Regions from separate parts of the Mus musculus genome. Here region 2 is linked to region 1. The links are chromatin loops, found by intact Hi-C in ENCODE. Cell type or tissue: heart. All regions are shown on one strand.

What was found. Hi-C counts contacts between places; a loop is a spot of excess contacts. Peaks named below come from ENCODE experiments on the same cell type or tissue, not always from the same donor. Only the 100,000 strongest peaks of a DNase experiment are listed, where the experiment ranks them.
Region 2: a loop joins it to region 1, with 2.3 times the contacts of the local background. A loop is called at or near these places in 4 of 42 quality-filtered maps.

Annotation. Positions count from the first base shown.
Region 1 is chr1:189,162,380-189,170,379 of GRCm38, forward strand. No RefSeq gene overlaps it. Among named protein-coding and RNA genes, the nearest start is that of Gm36561, 130 kb to the left of the region's middle. In heart, no CTCF peak of the experiment used is centred here; DNase peaks (open chromatin) are centred at 2,062 and 3,002.
Region 2 is chr1:189,043,652-189,051,651 of GRCm38, forward strand. No RefSeq gene overlaps it. Among named protein-coding and RNA genes, the nearest start is that of Gm36561, 13 kb to the left of the region's middle. In heart, no CTCF peak of the experiment used is centred here; no DNase peak of the experiment used is centred here.

The DNA of each region.
Region 1 (8,000 bases):
AGAATACAATGAGTTCCCATCCATACTGATAGATGGTCGTGGCAGGTGTGTAGAGGAATGGTTCTTGGTCCTTGGCCTTGCATCTGAGGACTCAGATTGTCTCTGACAGACTGGCTCTTGTCTCTGCTCTGTGCCCTTCCCTACTAGGGCTCAAAACATAAGATGTATCACCTTCAAGTGGCCAAGATCCTTTGGCTCCTTCAGTGCTTTGCATAATTATGTCTGTGACCCAGTGGCTCAGCCAAGTCTCCATTTTGTGTCCTCCAGGTCACAGATGGATCACTGAAGAAGCTGGGATGATAATCCCAGCCTTTACAATCTGCCAGAACTCGAGTTTTGTAATGTGTAAATTCCCTGACTTCTCTTACTTATGGATTTGTGATTTTAGCTCCTGCTCATCTATTTCCTGCTTCCTCATTCCTTGAAGTATCTTAGGAAACTGAATAGCTATAAAATAAGGACAGTTGTATTTACCCTATGTAGTTGTTTTGAGAAGTATTTACGTCCATGTATATAAAAGTTTTACAAATTTGATTTCTGGAGAGTACTCTACTATACATTATGTACACATAAAGTCTACAGAAAGTTATAAAGTAATATATATGCATTTATAATATATATACGCATTTCTTTCTTTCTTTTTTTTTATAAGATCCTTGCTACGTGTATACTCAGGGGGTATGGGTATTTATTTATTTTTCTTTGCAGTTAACTTTGGGAAACTTCTAGTAGCATATGTCCAAACTCCCTGTCTCCAATGATGATCCAGTTGGCCAGGAAGCCTGCAAATTCATTCTCCATTTCAGTTATGTTGGTTTTCATCTCTAGCTTTTCCCTTTTGTTCTCTTTCAAAGTTTCCATCTCTACATGGGAAGTAATTTTTACATGCTTTTTCCATTTGAGCTATTACAGGTTGACCAGAGTTATTTTATAGCCCTTGTGTGGTGTTTTCAAAAGTTGTGCTCTATATGACTCTCCAGCTGATGTCAGGTGTTGGTCCTTGTCTGCTGGCATGCCTTATACGTGTCTATCATGGTCAATTTGATTTTAATGCAGGCAGAGTGAAGGTAAACAGCTGTACCCTGTGGGGTCAATCTGGCTAGCCTTGAGACATTTCATGTCTTGCCATAGCTGTACTAAACCTAACACACTTTTCCTTTCTCTTTTCTTATTTTTGTTTTCTCATCCCTGTTGTCTTTGGGTTTTGATATCAATTCTTTCTTACATGGTGACGGCATCTTGTTGATCTTTCAGCTACAATCTACTGGTGTTTAGTGAGGTTTCTCTGAGGAACCCCCATCACTGTGGTATGAGTCTATGGGAGAGGTACTCTGGGTTGCAGCCATGTGATCAAGCCCAGTCTTTGGGTGGCTTGATAGAGTTAATTTTCAGTAGCTTTTCTTATCTCATCTCTACCATAGACCAGACAGGGATGCCAGACAAGGCTGGAGTAGCATCAGGTAGAGCCTAGGGTAAGCTGTTTCCTGCTTTATAAAAGCTTGATTATGGCGAATGTCCTGTCATACTTCAAAACCGGTAATTTTCTCCTGACCTACTAGAAACACAAGATTTTCCTCAACTGTTTGCCCTGAGACCCTGATTACAATTCCAGAGGGAAAACCTGGGGGAAATGGGCTTGTCAATCACCTTCTCTGATTGATAAAATGGTCACATACATTTCTCAACAAGGACAGCTCCTCCGACTTTCTGTCCCCCATAGGCACACCCAACTGTGACTCTCTGCATTCTCCCATTCAGATTCCAGGCTGACAATGTCTCTGAGGCTTCAGTATTCTGTCAGGTTTAAGGGAAGCTTTCTGCTTTCAGGCTTCTGAACTTGTCATCCATGGGGACAGCTGTGATGTCTCTGTTTCTGTGTCACTGTTTAGGCTGTGCAAACACAAATACAGTAAACACTGAAATCTCATCTGCCCCTCAGCTTCAGGCCAGTATTTTGGCATTTTGAGATCCCTCTTCAATTCTGCCTGTGTTTTGGTGCTGAATTCTGAATTTGGCAAGTATCTACTATATTCCAAGCTCTGTTTCAGGTTCTGGGAGGCCAGAGGAACAAACAGATGTTGTGGGGCTGGAGATGGCTCAGACATTAAGAGCACTTCTTATTCTTTCAGAGAACTGGGGTTTGTTTCCAAGAACCCACACTAGGGAGTGTAGAACCCCATGTACCTCCTACCATATGGGATCCAACACCCTCTTCTGGACTCTATTAGCACCCACCACACGTGCGTGCATGCATGCACACACTTGCGCACACGCACATGCACACACACACACACACACACACACACGAACACACATGGTCACACACACATACACTCATATACATATACATAAATAAGTAAATAAAAATATTTAAATGAACAAGCAGGTGTGATCACAGTCTTGTATTTGAGACCCCAAACCCTGCTTCTACCAGCAGCTTCAAGTTTGAAACTTCTCTATAGCATCTCAACTCTACCATCACCGTCCACTTTGGCATTCCTTCCCTGTATTCTCACATCCTTTCTGGGCTTTGGGCCCGATTCAAAGTTTACAGTCTTTAAAAAGATGCAAATCTTGTGTCCATAGCGATCGTCTGCCCTCTGGGTTCTTCTCACTTTCTGCCTCTCATGTTTGGGTAATATGGAAGAGTGTCTGTGGGTTCCATGTCTGACACTGAGTTAGAGGACTGTTTATAAACAGGAGCCATGGGAACTCCTATGCTCAGTGTTCCTCTGCTCCTGCAATAAAAGGCAGGGCAGGTTCATTTCAGCTCCTTGTTCATCACGGTGAGGCAGGAGTGGCAATAGGAATTTACAGCAGCTTGTCACACCTCATCGGCAAAAAGCAGAGAATGGGAAGCGACTGTGCTTAGCCGACTTATCCAGAACCCCACCCCAGGGAACAGTGTGGTCCACTTCTGGAACTTCTCCCTCAGAGGTCAGGTCTCCTGCTGATGTCACTTGTCTTCACAAGCAAGGTTTGCAACAGAGCAGTGTGCAAGCAGCTGGTTAGCTCATTTCCTGTTCCCCTATCAGTGGAAAGTTTTCTAAAACCATTAAAAAAAATTCAGTCTCATCTGTAGGTACAATCTACAAAGAAGAGAAGAATTCAATTCAACAAGGTTGTCGTCTGCATGCAGCTGAGCACGGAATAGCCTTTAGAGCACATCTGCTCTCTCTGCCAACACCAACCAGGCCTGCGTGTTTCCTCAGATCATGGTCCAGGCTTATCAGATCGTTTCTGTGAAATCCCTTGCCTCTCCCATGCCCAGTATGCACTTGACTCCGAAGTGACTGGATGGTATCTGCAAATGTGGATCGTGTTAGGATCCATCGCTTTACTTGTAGTACAATTATGCATGTGCACTGAACGACTTCAAGCCTTTCTTGTTAAAAATAACTGCATGTTCCACAGACATTTCTATAAATATATCCAACATTTCAATGCTTTCTATATATATCCAGTGTGGTTTCCTCACTATAGACCATGCAGACACATATGTGTCCAGCCCTACTAGCTTCGATTGCCAGGATGAGCTTTTGATGAATGTGAGGAATGCTTGCTTTCCCAGACATATGGTTTGGGCATCAGTTTTCAGGCCAGACCTATGCTCAGCACAGAGATGGAATGTACCAGATTTGCTTGTGTAGCAGCCGCTCACGCAACCCACATTTCCAAATGTCAAGGGGCATTACATCAAGGACAATCCCTATTCTTCCTGCCCTGGGTGTTTGCTCGAGCGACCATCCCACAGCCATCGAGACTCACAATGCTCCGCCGTGTTACCGGGAAGAACTAAGTAATTCACCAGTGGTGTCCAATAAGGACTACCCAGAAATGTCCACATTGATAATCTGAAGTATCAAAAATACTTTGAATGCAGCAGCTGCTGAGATCAACAGGTTTTGTTATTATTAGATTGTGTTCAGATGTTGTACTGGCCGGTTTTGTGTGTCAACTTGACACAGGCTGGAGTTATCACAGAGAAAGGAGCTTCAGTTGGGGAAGTGCCTCCATGAGGTCCAGCTGTGGGGCATTTTTTCAGTTGGTGACAAAGGTGGGAGGGCCCATTGTAGGTGGTGCCATCCCTGAGCTTGTAGTCTTGGGTTCTATAAGAGAACAAATTGAGCATGCCAGGGGAGGCAAGCCAGTAAGGAACATCCCTCCATGGCCTCTGCATCAGCTCCTGCTTCCTGACCTGCTTGAGTTCCAGTCCTGACTTCCTTTGGTGATGAACAGCAGTGTGGAAGTGTAAGCCGAATAAACCCTTTCCTCCCCAACTTGCTTCTTCGTCATGATGTTTGTGCAGAAATAGAAACCCTGACTAAGATGTCATAATGGAAAAGACTATTTGAGGTCTATACATACCTGTACTATTGTATTGGATAGCTTTATGTCAACTTGACACAAGTAAGAGATAGCATGGAGGAGAGAGCCTCAATTCAGAAAATGTTTCCATAAGATTGGGCTGTAGGCAAGTCTGTAGGGCATTTTTGGGAGAAGGGCCCAGCTGATTGTGGGTGGTGCCATTTCTTGGCTGGTGGTCTTGCATTCTATAAGAAAGCAGGCTGAGCAAGCCATGGAACCAGGCTAATAAGCAGCATCCTTCACGGCCTCTGCGTCGGCTCTGACTTCCTTCAGTGATGAACACTGATATGGAAGTTTAAGCCTAGTAAACCCTTTCCACCCCAAGTTGCTTTGGTCATGGTGTTTCATCACAGCAATAGACTAAGACAATGTGAAAACACAGTTAGAAGCAACTGTCTTATATTATATTGGAAGTAGAGATATTAATATCAACACATGGTTTCTGAGATAGACAGTCAGACCAATATGAGTGATACACAATAGATAGATGGTAGGTAGGCAGGTGGTAACCCTAACTAGGACAACGATCAACATAGCAGAAGATTTATCAATGAAATCCTAATGAAGTCAAACACTTGGACTTGTCTTTCATGACATTGCTGAACTGGAAGTCTCTGGAAAGAAGCATTTGGCACACATCACAGGTCCTGCCATTGCCACGACTGTCAGCTTTTGTTCAAGGTTCAAGTGTGTCAGTCCCTACAGTTTTAAGGACCTTGTTATGACAAAGCAAAGCTCATATGGACAATTAGCCAGGATGGGTAGGGACAATTCTTTTTAAATGAAGATATAAAATAATGTAAGTCAAAGCAAATAGTAGGGAGGATAGTGACAGATGAGATGACAGCCAAACCAGGATTTGACAGAAGCACATTCGGGCTGAGAGAGGGAGTGTGTGGAGTGACACTGTGACACTGAATGTCAAAGCCCATTCGACCTCTTCAGAGGAGCCTCAACGGTGCGGCCAAGAAAGCAAGGCCAACAGTGTCAGGAAATGAGATCTAGGATGTGATACGGGTGTGGTGCTGTAGACCAAAGAGAGGGACTCATCTGCATCAGCCTCAAGGATGATTTCAAGGATGCTAACAGAGGCATTCTTTCAGTCAGCGATACAGTAAAGGGCTTTAGAATTAAGTCTTTGTCAGGACAAATTGGCTAGGATTATCCAAGCCTGGGTTTTTGTCCTGTGTCCCACGCATGGTCACATACCTACTCAGGAGGTTGAAAGAGAAGGAGCTCAAATTGTTGGCCAACCTGGGCTAAATAGTGATACCCTTTCTAAAAACAAACACAATGTTCATAAGGGAAAACATGGCACTCCAAAAATTGCCTCCCCCAAGAAAAGTGTGCTTCCAGACCACGTGTCTCAACAGTTCAACACCTCTCTTATCCGCTAGAGTATGTGCCAGATTGGACTCCAGACCAAACATCCTCATGCATGAAAAAGGAGCCATGTCTAGAGCCAACAATGTCCAGAAGCAAAAAGAAGAGCTGTAAAATCTATCTCATTAGCCCAACCTCTTTTGTTTCTCTCTGGTCAGATCCGGGTTATACACTCTCCCATAAATGCATTCACAGCAGTGAGAAAGGAACGTAGATGTGGTGAGTCCTGTGAATAAAGTATAGATGTTAGAGCAAAACCTGAGCTATGACTTCAAGGGAGAAAGAAGAGCAGCATGTGGGGTCTATCACAAATGGCATCTACTGCGGCAACCACCCACACTGTGCAACAAGACTCACGTCACGCTCCAAACACACACTCACTAGTTTTTACTTATTGTACATGCTATCAACTTGGGCAGTGGTCCTGTGGGACTTTCCAATCTTTGGCTATTTACAAAACAACTCTATGTTTTTAAGTACTCAAAGAGAACTTAAAATTTCAAAGACAGCCCCCCCCATCATATTCTGAGTATTCTGGGTGAGGGGGATCCTCACACTCCATAGAATTGAGTTGGATTTTACCCGAGAATCAAGTTCCCACCCTCTAGGACACCAGGAAAATGTGCAGTAGTGGACAAGGTAGAGGGGAGACTTTGCTCTCAGATTTGCCCTTCCTGGCTTGCAAGGATATTTCTGTGCTTCTACCAGGGAAAGGCAACATTACATTTGTGTTTTCTGGACACAACCACTAATGTGTTTTATTTTCTCAGTTCTGTGTTCGATTCTCATCTTGTTGGTGATTTCAACATAAGAGTGAATGGAAACAGCTGGTGAAGATTTTATATCAACAAGAATCCCTTTCTAAGAAGTAGTTGACTAAGAGACATAGGAAAGTCACAAACTCAGGATCAGACTTTTTTTTTCCCCAAGCTGAGATTTTGAATGATACTTTCATCCTGGCCATGCAACAGGTACAAGGACACAGCTAGCAATGGGTCAAATGTCTCAATTTAAAATTTGCATTCTAGAATCTTTTCTTCTTCTTCTTCTTCTTCTTCTTCTTCTTCTTCTTCTTCTTCTTCTTCTTCTTCTTCTTCTTCTTCTTCTTCTTCTTCTTCTTTTTCTTCTTCTTCTTCTTCTTCTCCTCCTCCTCCTCCTCCTCCTCCTCCTCCTCCTCCTCCTCCTCCTCCTTCTCCTTCTTCTTCTTCTTCTTTTTTCCGAGACAGGGTTTCTCTGTATAGCCCTGGCTGTCCTGGAACTCACTTTGTAGACCAGGCTGGCCTCGAACTCAGAAATCTGCCTGCCTCTGCCTCCGGAGTGCTGGGATTAAAGGCATGTGCCACCACGCCCAGCTCTAGAATCTTTTCTTAAATTATCAAATTAGAAAGTGAAAAGCTGCAAATGAGTAAGGGCGATTTCCTGGGTGACCTGAGTCTTGCTTAACTCACTGGGATCCTTCTCCCCCGTCAACACCTTGGTGCCTTTAAAAGCCATTTAGTCGCCACCAACCCAATTATCTTTTCCACGTCTCCTCTAATTCACTCTGAGGTCTTGAACATTACTTGTCTGCTGGGACCTGGATGAGAAAATATGATTATAGTGTCAACCCTGAATGCAAAAGGCATCAGAAGAGCCTGGACCACCGGAATTCAGAAGTCAGAGGCAGGCAGTAGTTGTTGATAATATCTTGCCAGACACAGTAAGGTTTAAAACTAGGTCCGTGGTCTTAAGAGACAATTTCTTTCACTTTAGTGGAAAAAAAAGCCAGAGCTCCAGATAGTATTCTGGAGTGGCGGTTGTTACTGGTCAGGGAAAAACAATTGAAATAATGTATTGCTTACATTCCCAGGGTAAACACGCACAAACGACCTAACCAAACAAAAGCAAATAAAGGAAGTCAATGAACAGAGGAACTAGAGGAAGCAGTAAGGTAAAGAACAGATCACAACTAGAAAGAGACGTGGAGAACTGGGGATAATCTAATTAATATTCAAGATTATTTTTTTCAGGATCCAGAGCCAGCCTGGTATTTTTTGAAAATGTGCATATTTGAGAGAGTAAACTCGCTCACTCACATCTTCTCTGCATTCACAAGTCAGCATGTCAGGTATACAAGAAGTTCTAACGTTTCCTGTGCCTGGGGGCATATGGTGGCATAGACACAGGACCTCAGAGACACAGGTCCTGCGGCACTGGCCGCTCCCCCTTTTCTTGGGAATTTTCTGTTCTCCTGATTTCTCTCAGCATCT
Region 2 (8,000 bases), 120 kb before region 1:
GAAATGAAGAAACACATTCCAGTGGAAGGTGAAGGTCACGAGAGTGAAGGTCATGATTCCAGTCGTCAAAAGGAACTGCTTCTGAACCCGGATAGACTTGAGTTGTTGCTTAGCTCCCTTAGCAAAATGCTTTGCAAAGAGCAAAATGAAAGAAAAAAAAATCAATTTCTCACTTAAAAACATTTTTAAGTGGGGGTAATGTTTACTGGCGAGGTTCTTTGAAGCCTGACACTGGGCTCAAAGTCCAATAAAAAAATTAGTTATCATTATTACCATAGAGTACATTGATGCGCGACAAGACTAGCGTCCTCAAGGCACTGTGAGGTCTCCTTAAAAGATGATGGAAGAAGCCGGGGTATCAAGAAAAACTGACATAGAAACAGAAGTCCTCCACCAATCACAGAGAAGTGGCCTAGAGAAGAGGGAGAGAAAGCAAAACCACTGCCTGGCAGAGTCTTGAGGCTGGGAGGAGATACATCTGTTAGTTGAAGACACCACACTTGGGAGCCAAACACTCAGCTCTCCCACCTCTGCTGAACAGCAAAGAGCCACCAAAAACTTGCAAATCCATTTTCTTAATCAGAAGGCTCACAGAGCATACTTACCAGTATTAAGTAGACTTCTATACAAGGAACCCCCTTGCACATTTAAATCTCTCTCCATCTTTCCCCTCACAAGGAATTTCTTTGCCCAATCAAGCACTGCTCATATTCCTATGAATTTATGTATTTTAGCCAAATATTTGTTATGAAAACCACATGATGCTAAGTGTGTTCATGGTACAGCAATGGTCAACAGGCACTTGGCTCTCTCTTGGCTTACAGTTGAGAAAAAGCTCTCTGAGAGGTTAGATACTCCATCTGGAGAGAGACACTAGGGAACTGTAGATTCAGACTTCTAACCCATGCCTTTCTTTTTTGTTATTACTATGTTGCTTGCTAACAACTGGCACAACAATGATTTTTTTCTAGAAATAAAAGTATATTGCTGTATTTAAAAACTGCAATGTAAAAACCAAATATGTTTCATGAACATTTAGTTAAACGAAAGCTGGTTAACTAAAGAGAGTACACGACCAGGTGTTTATGGCAGTTGACAATCTTCCCACTGTGATGAAATGAGTCAGGAAAATGTCCTACGACCTATTCGCAAACACCATCTTTCCAAGCCAGTATAGAGTGAGAATGAATTTATAACATTACTGCACAATTAGAATTCCATCAGAGACTATGAAAGAGGCAAGAAACTATGGCTTCTGGGGCTCCAACTACTTCTATATATCTTCAAGGATATATAGAAGGTTGGATTAACATAAAATTTTCAAAACCAGGAACTTTATACAAGTCTTCTTGCCCAGCCTCACGGTACCTGGAGGTCCTGATTCTTAACCCCCCTTCTTGTCCTACAGCCTCTCTGATCCCAGGCACCAATACACAATATGCACTGCAACCTTGTCTCTTTGCTGCCCTGTGCTCACCGCTGATGTCAGCTCCCTCCTCGACACCCAGCAGTCTTGAGCTTTGAACTTGACTTTGAGTGTGGAATTTGGAATGGAGATTCTGTACAAAATAACCTGGGGTGAAAATCAAAATTTTAGCCTTGCTTATTCCCAAGAAGTCAAACCCTGGTGATTTCGAGTACAGTTAAAGTTAGCACTTGTTATGGACCGATTCTAATCGATCTAAAATGCTCTTTTCCACACTCAAATGAATACTGACACAAGTTCTTCTGAGACCTATGATTCATTCTCAGAATTAAAGGCCATATAAAGGAATTTAAAGTTAGTTCTAATACTAGTACATTATCAGTGCTATTTTTATGGTTGTCCCCAAGTGAGGACAGCTGTACCAATTGAGGAGTCTCTGTCACCTACTACATTTTCTTGAAGACAAAATGACACGAATTCACTGAATCCCTTAGGCTTTCCCTGCACTCCTGAGTTTGGATGCATCAAGAATCCAGAGTTTGGGCTACACAAGGAAATGTTAATGGCTCTTATATTGGTAATTTCTTTGGTATAAAGTTAGGAGATAATATAAACTACTGAGAAATGATATAAACATAAAATATATTTTGGTCTGACATCTCTGAAGGGAGGTAGGATATTGTCCATTCAGCATTTTGTCTATACAGAAATATTTGACCTTTCACTAGGTGGGAACTGAGTGAAGCATTTTTTGACTTGAATTTGCTGCTTTGAGTTACACAGAGAAACTCAGCTGGTGTCTCAGATGGACAGCAGGGATGGAAGATGAATGGCAAGGGTGATGTTTCAGAGACAATGGCAGGGGTTAATAGAGGATAAAATGCAGGTTGAGATTGAATGAACCTCATTGAGAATGGTGGCCACTAGTCGTCTACTGAATTTGAAATCTTTATTGTTTAATTTTTAAAAGTCCACCCAAATCTCCTCTAAATTATTTAGAAAGAATGATGAGGTTGCAAAAAGCATTTAGAATATTCTTAAATTTTCTTCCGTATCTCCTAGACTTCATGTGCACACAGCGTGTTTTCTAGAGGCATCATGTCAATTTCTCCCATCTCACCATAGGCTCGTCCTACGTGACCTTCCGATTCCTGTCAGAAGGTGGTATTTATGCCCCTTCCTTTTGAGACTGTCATCCCCCATTGTAACAAAGCTCTCTGTGACAACCAAGAGCAGGGACAGCTTGCTCTTGCCTCTTTCATACCACACTTGCTCTTGAGACCTAGATTTCACTCTGAGGAAGCTCAGGTTGCATGCAAAGGCCTTCTACACATGTTATTGCCTGGCAGAGCAGTTGAGGTCCTGGCTAGCAGGCAGAGTTTTCTGTCAGTTACATGGGAACAGAAGCTCATGAGATGACACCAACAGCCAGCTCCATCTCGCTATAACTTCCTAGACAGTCACAGGCTGAGAGCTGCTCAGCTGTGCCAAGTCAATCCCCAGGAATCGAAGCAAGAACAAATGGCTGTTGCCGTTTTATGCTGCTGTGTTTAGAGTGACTTATGCAAAATTTTACAAGTAGACTCAGGCAAATGGAAACTATAAAAATAAAAGTGAATTTAATTATAGAAAAGGCATCCATTATTTGAATTAAAAGGGAAGGATTCTACGCATTATGTCAGAATAAAGAGCCTTTGCAATGAAGGCTGTGGTCTTTACTTTCCCATTAGCTTCTTTACAATTTTTCTGAATTATTTTATTTCTTTGTGTATGTCAGTGCACTGCATGTGGCCCTAGAAGGCCGTGCTTTATCTCCCTGAGACTGTAGTTACCTATGGTTATTCACCACCATGTGGGTGCTGGGGATGAAACCTGGGTCCTCTGCAGAGCACTGAATGCTTTGTGCTATCATCCCTACAGCTCCCCACCCCCATGACTTCCCTTATGCAAATAAGTGAGACCGAGGACCATCTGTTTCTACAATCTTGTCACCACCGGAGGTCCTTCTTGTGTTTTTTTCACTGGAGCAAAAGTTCAGATAAGGACAGTTTATTTCCTGGTTTCCCTTGTCTGCCTATGTCTGCAGGTTGTTGGAGCTAATATTAATGAGGCTTCCATCTCCTTATTTTATCCTCCAAAGAATCCATCCAAAGTTTGGATGGTAGATTACACAGTCATTATGGTCCAAGGTAACTGGCCAAGCACATAGTCACACAGCTCATTACTCCTGAATTTCCTCACCTAAACTGAAAACGATAGTGAAAAATTTGCCTTGTGTTGATTAGCCTAGTGAGAGCCTACCCATGAGTCATTCTCCAAGGAGAGGTGTGATGATTAATATTGACTCTCAGCTTGATAGGTCTAGACTCATGTAGGAGACATTTGGACGAGTCTGTGAGGGTGTTTCTAGATAAGGTTAACTGAGGGAGGAAGACCCACTCTAAGTGTGGTATTGCCACTGATGGCCTCCAGTCCTGGAAGAAATAGAGAATGATAGTGGAACACCCTCATTCCTTTCTTTCTGCTTCTTGACTATAGATGAAATATTTCCTCCAGTTCCCTCCAGGCTTCTTCCCCATAATGAACTGTACATATCTTCAACATTTGAACAGTGATGTCTTAGTTAGGGTTTTACTGCTATGAACAGACCCCATAACCAAGGCAACTCTTTTAAAGGACAACGTTTAGTTGGGGCAGGCTTAGAGGTTCAGAGGTTCAGTCCGTTATCATCAAGGTGGGAACATAGCAGTATCAAGGCAGATGTGAGGTTGAAAGAGCTGCTAGTTCTACATCTTCATCCAAAGGAAGCCAGGCACAGACTGGCTCCCATGTGGCTAAGAGGAAGTCTTCACAGTCCACCCCCACAGTGACATAATTCCTCCAACAAGGCCACACCTATCCAACAAGACCACACCTCCCAATAGTGCCATGCCCTGGGCCAAGCACATTCAAACCAGCACAAATAATACCCTCTTCTCTCCTTAATCCACCTTTATCATAGCACTGACAAAAGTAATACACTAGGCTTCAACACATTCTGGGCAGGGAGCCCATGAGCTTTCAGGCTCCACACTTGACCACCACGATGGCGAGTGTACAGAAATTCTGTATCCATCCTGATGTTGCAGTCTAAAGAAGCACAAGTGGACAGTAATCAGAGAGTATCAACAACAGGGAACAAGATTCATCTGTTCTTGGAACAGGATGTAACACAGCTCCCTCGGGTGAAGCATTGCTACTCATCTTAGGCTAGGCAGCAAAGAAATAAGGAGAAAAAGTCTACAGTACGAAAGCCCAGAGTTATCATTTACTGCACAGATTGGGTTTTGCCTTGCTTCAGAAAAGAGAAATAAAATGTCCAAATGCAAGACAGCTTGCGGGGCACCAGGATTAATCCTGCAAGCTTAGACAGTTTGTACCACAGTGAAATGAGCAGGCATCTCAGAAGTTGTGCCCACTGATACCCTCTGCTTGGGAAGGGGTCCAGATGGCTCTTTGTTCTACTTTAAAAAGCACCCAGGGAAGGAAACTCTACTGTTGTCTCCATCTTGGTGCTGTGTGCCAAGCTCTTCAAATTTTTACAACCAGGAAAGTTCTGTTTAGATACACATAGTTCTTCCTCCTCTTTTTTCTTAAAAAGCAATTTCATATACATTATCTCTAACATTGGGGAGATAAAGAAAGCTGAAATTTTTAGTCAAAGTACATACTGGAAATGTATAATAACTCCAGCTACTTTTAGAATTCATGAGATTGCAGTCTCTCTTTCATAACTCTTTTTTGCATTTTGGAAAAAAATATTCATTCTGACACTTTCTTCAGTCCTTTGCTTCTTTTTGGCAAAACACCCAGAGGGCTTTGGTTAAGCATTCAAAAAGCTTATTGATTGTCTGTGTACAAGTATTTTTGCCTATATATACACGTCTATGTGTCATATGCGTGCAGGCATGCAGACACCAGAAGAGGGTGTCGAATCCCCTGGAACTGGATTTTCAGACAGCTGTGAGCCATCATGTGGGTGCTGGGAATAGAACAGGGGTCCTCTGGAAAAGCAACCAGTACTCATAGCCACTAAGCCATCTCTCCAGGCCCTGCTTAGGTGTTTAGCAAGCATTTTAACTCATCAATTTCAATGTTTTAATTTATGTATGTCTTCTCTGTGTGTGTGTATGTGTATGCATGTGGCATGACATGCCTTTGCTGTGGCACCTGTTGGGAGGTCAGAGACCAGCCTGAATGCGCCAGTTCTTTTCCACTATCAATGGTCAGACACACTTGGTGTCAAGTGACCATCAAGCCACCTCACCAGCCTCCGTTTTGTGAATCGAATACCATTACCCACTGTACAATCGGTGTGCAGATCATCTTATACTGTCTTATGTTTCATGGGAATACATTCACCAACAAAGTATCATAATCCCAGGGAAGAACTCAAATTCATGAGCGGCCACACAGAAAAGCTCTGGCTCGAAAGGTCAGGAACCTTTTGGTGGTTTTAAAAATGATTTTTCGTCCTCATTTTTCTAACAATGTTCTACAAATCCTAAAATATGCTTCAAAAGTATGTAAACCCTAGGCACACACAGCTTGTTCGTGCCCATGTCTGAAGAGCTGGCTTATGCATAAAAAACACGAAATTAGGGAAGCCAGTTATTAAAGAAAACGATAGAAAGAAAGGAAAGTTCAGCACGTTTCCTATATCTGTATTTTCTTGAAAACAGAACACTAGGGCTGGAGAGATGACTCAGTGGCTGGGAGAGCTTACTGCTCTTAAACAAGACTCAGGGTTGATTGATTCCCCGCCCCTACATGCCAGGCTAACAACTGCCTGCAACTGCAGCTCCATGGATCTGCTCTCCGCTTGTTCCTGTGTTCCAGTGATGTACACTAAGTCTCAGAAGCAAATAGATGCAAATAAAATAATTAACGAGCAAGTCTTTTTAAAACTAACAAAGTCAATTCATATAGAGTCTTTACTGGTAAATGCTAGTCCACATTTTCCAGGATCTCTAGACATCCAATACAGAATCATGGGCATTTTAGTTAAGGTTATTTTAGAGAACCAATTTCTCACCTTTAGTTCCTTGTCCATTTTCTCTAATTCCAATAATACTGAATACATTGTATCTCTAACATAGTTCGTAGGCTAATGTACACTAATCTGCTCTTAGTGGTTTATGTTAGTGGAGAATAATAAATATCACAGCAAAGGCCACATGGAGTAGGAACAATGAACAGCCCACTGTTGTCAGCCACCATGATTTATTTCTTATTGTGAAACACTACTGGGGAAATCTGTCAACCAGTTTGAAGGTCAACTATAAAAGTGTCAATAAATATGAAACCCAGACCTCATGCCGGAAAACAGCAGAGAATCATCAAAACGCCATTCATTTCCTTAGCAGTGATAATGAGGCACTTACAGGGGCTTAATAGTCTCACCTGGCTCTCCTGTACACCTTCAAGTTCAAGGATAAGACTTTTTCTCTCTGTGGGAATAATAAAGCTTTGTAATAACTTTAGCCTTCAGACTACATAATAGGATTAAAAGGATATGAAACGTGTCTGGTTTAACAGTGTGCACCGAGTCTGTACCATGAATAGAGACCTCTTGCATGAGGCTGGAAGCATTTGCTTAAGTCAGAAGAAGAAGAAAAAAAAAAAAAAAAGAAAGGGAAGAAGCAGCCAGAAGATGGGAGCTTGTCCTGAAGTTCAACAGCCTGAGGGGTAGGGAAAATTCTAACTGAGTGGTCTCCGGGGCCCAGATCTCCTGTCTGTCTGTCTGTCTCTCTCTTTTTGATTCTGGTTTGTTTCAATTCCAACTTCAAAGGCATCTCCACTTCCTGACTGTCTGCCATCACCCCCTCTGTCTTAGCCTTTGTAGAAGACCAGAACCATGACCAGACACTCAAAGATAACATGGTGCTACATTAAAAACACTCATCAAAGACAGCACACACAGCTCCTAACACGAGTGATTCAATGTGATTTCGGTTTCAGACTTTTATAAGGCTTCTCACATTTGAAAAAAAATGTAGATGAGGATTACTGCCTTTAGGCCTTGTCTCCCAAATTTTAGGTTTTGAAATATCTCTCTTTCAACAAAAATATTTAAGATTTACTTGTTTTTATTTTACAAGCATGACTGGCCTACATGTTTGTACATGAACTACATGTGTATAGTGTCTGCAAAGGCCAAAAGAGGGCATCAGATCTCCTGGAACCAGAGTTGAAGATGGTTGTGCGAATTGCCAAGTAGGTGCTGGGAACCCAAACTGGATTTTCTGCCAGAAAAGCTAGTGGTCTTACCCGTGGGGCCATTTCCCCAGACCTCATCTTTTAAATAAAAGTGATTTGTCAAGAATACAACTATAATTGGTTAATTTTTTGTGTGTGACCATAACATGTTTTATACAATCATACCATAGGAAAGTTTTCTAAGTGCCACTCACTAGTCACTAGGGATTATAATGTGATTGGGCACAGGAAACTGTGAAGTATCCATGGTTACGAACCATTCCATCCTCTCCATGGCAGTTCCCGATATGTGGATTGCTGTGGGGGGCTGTTCTGG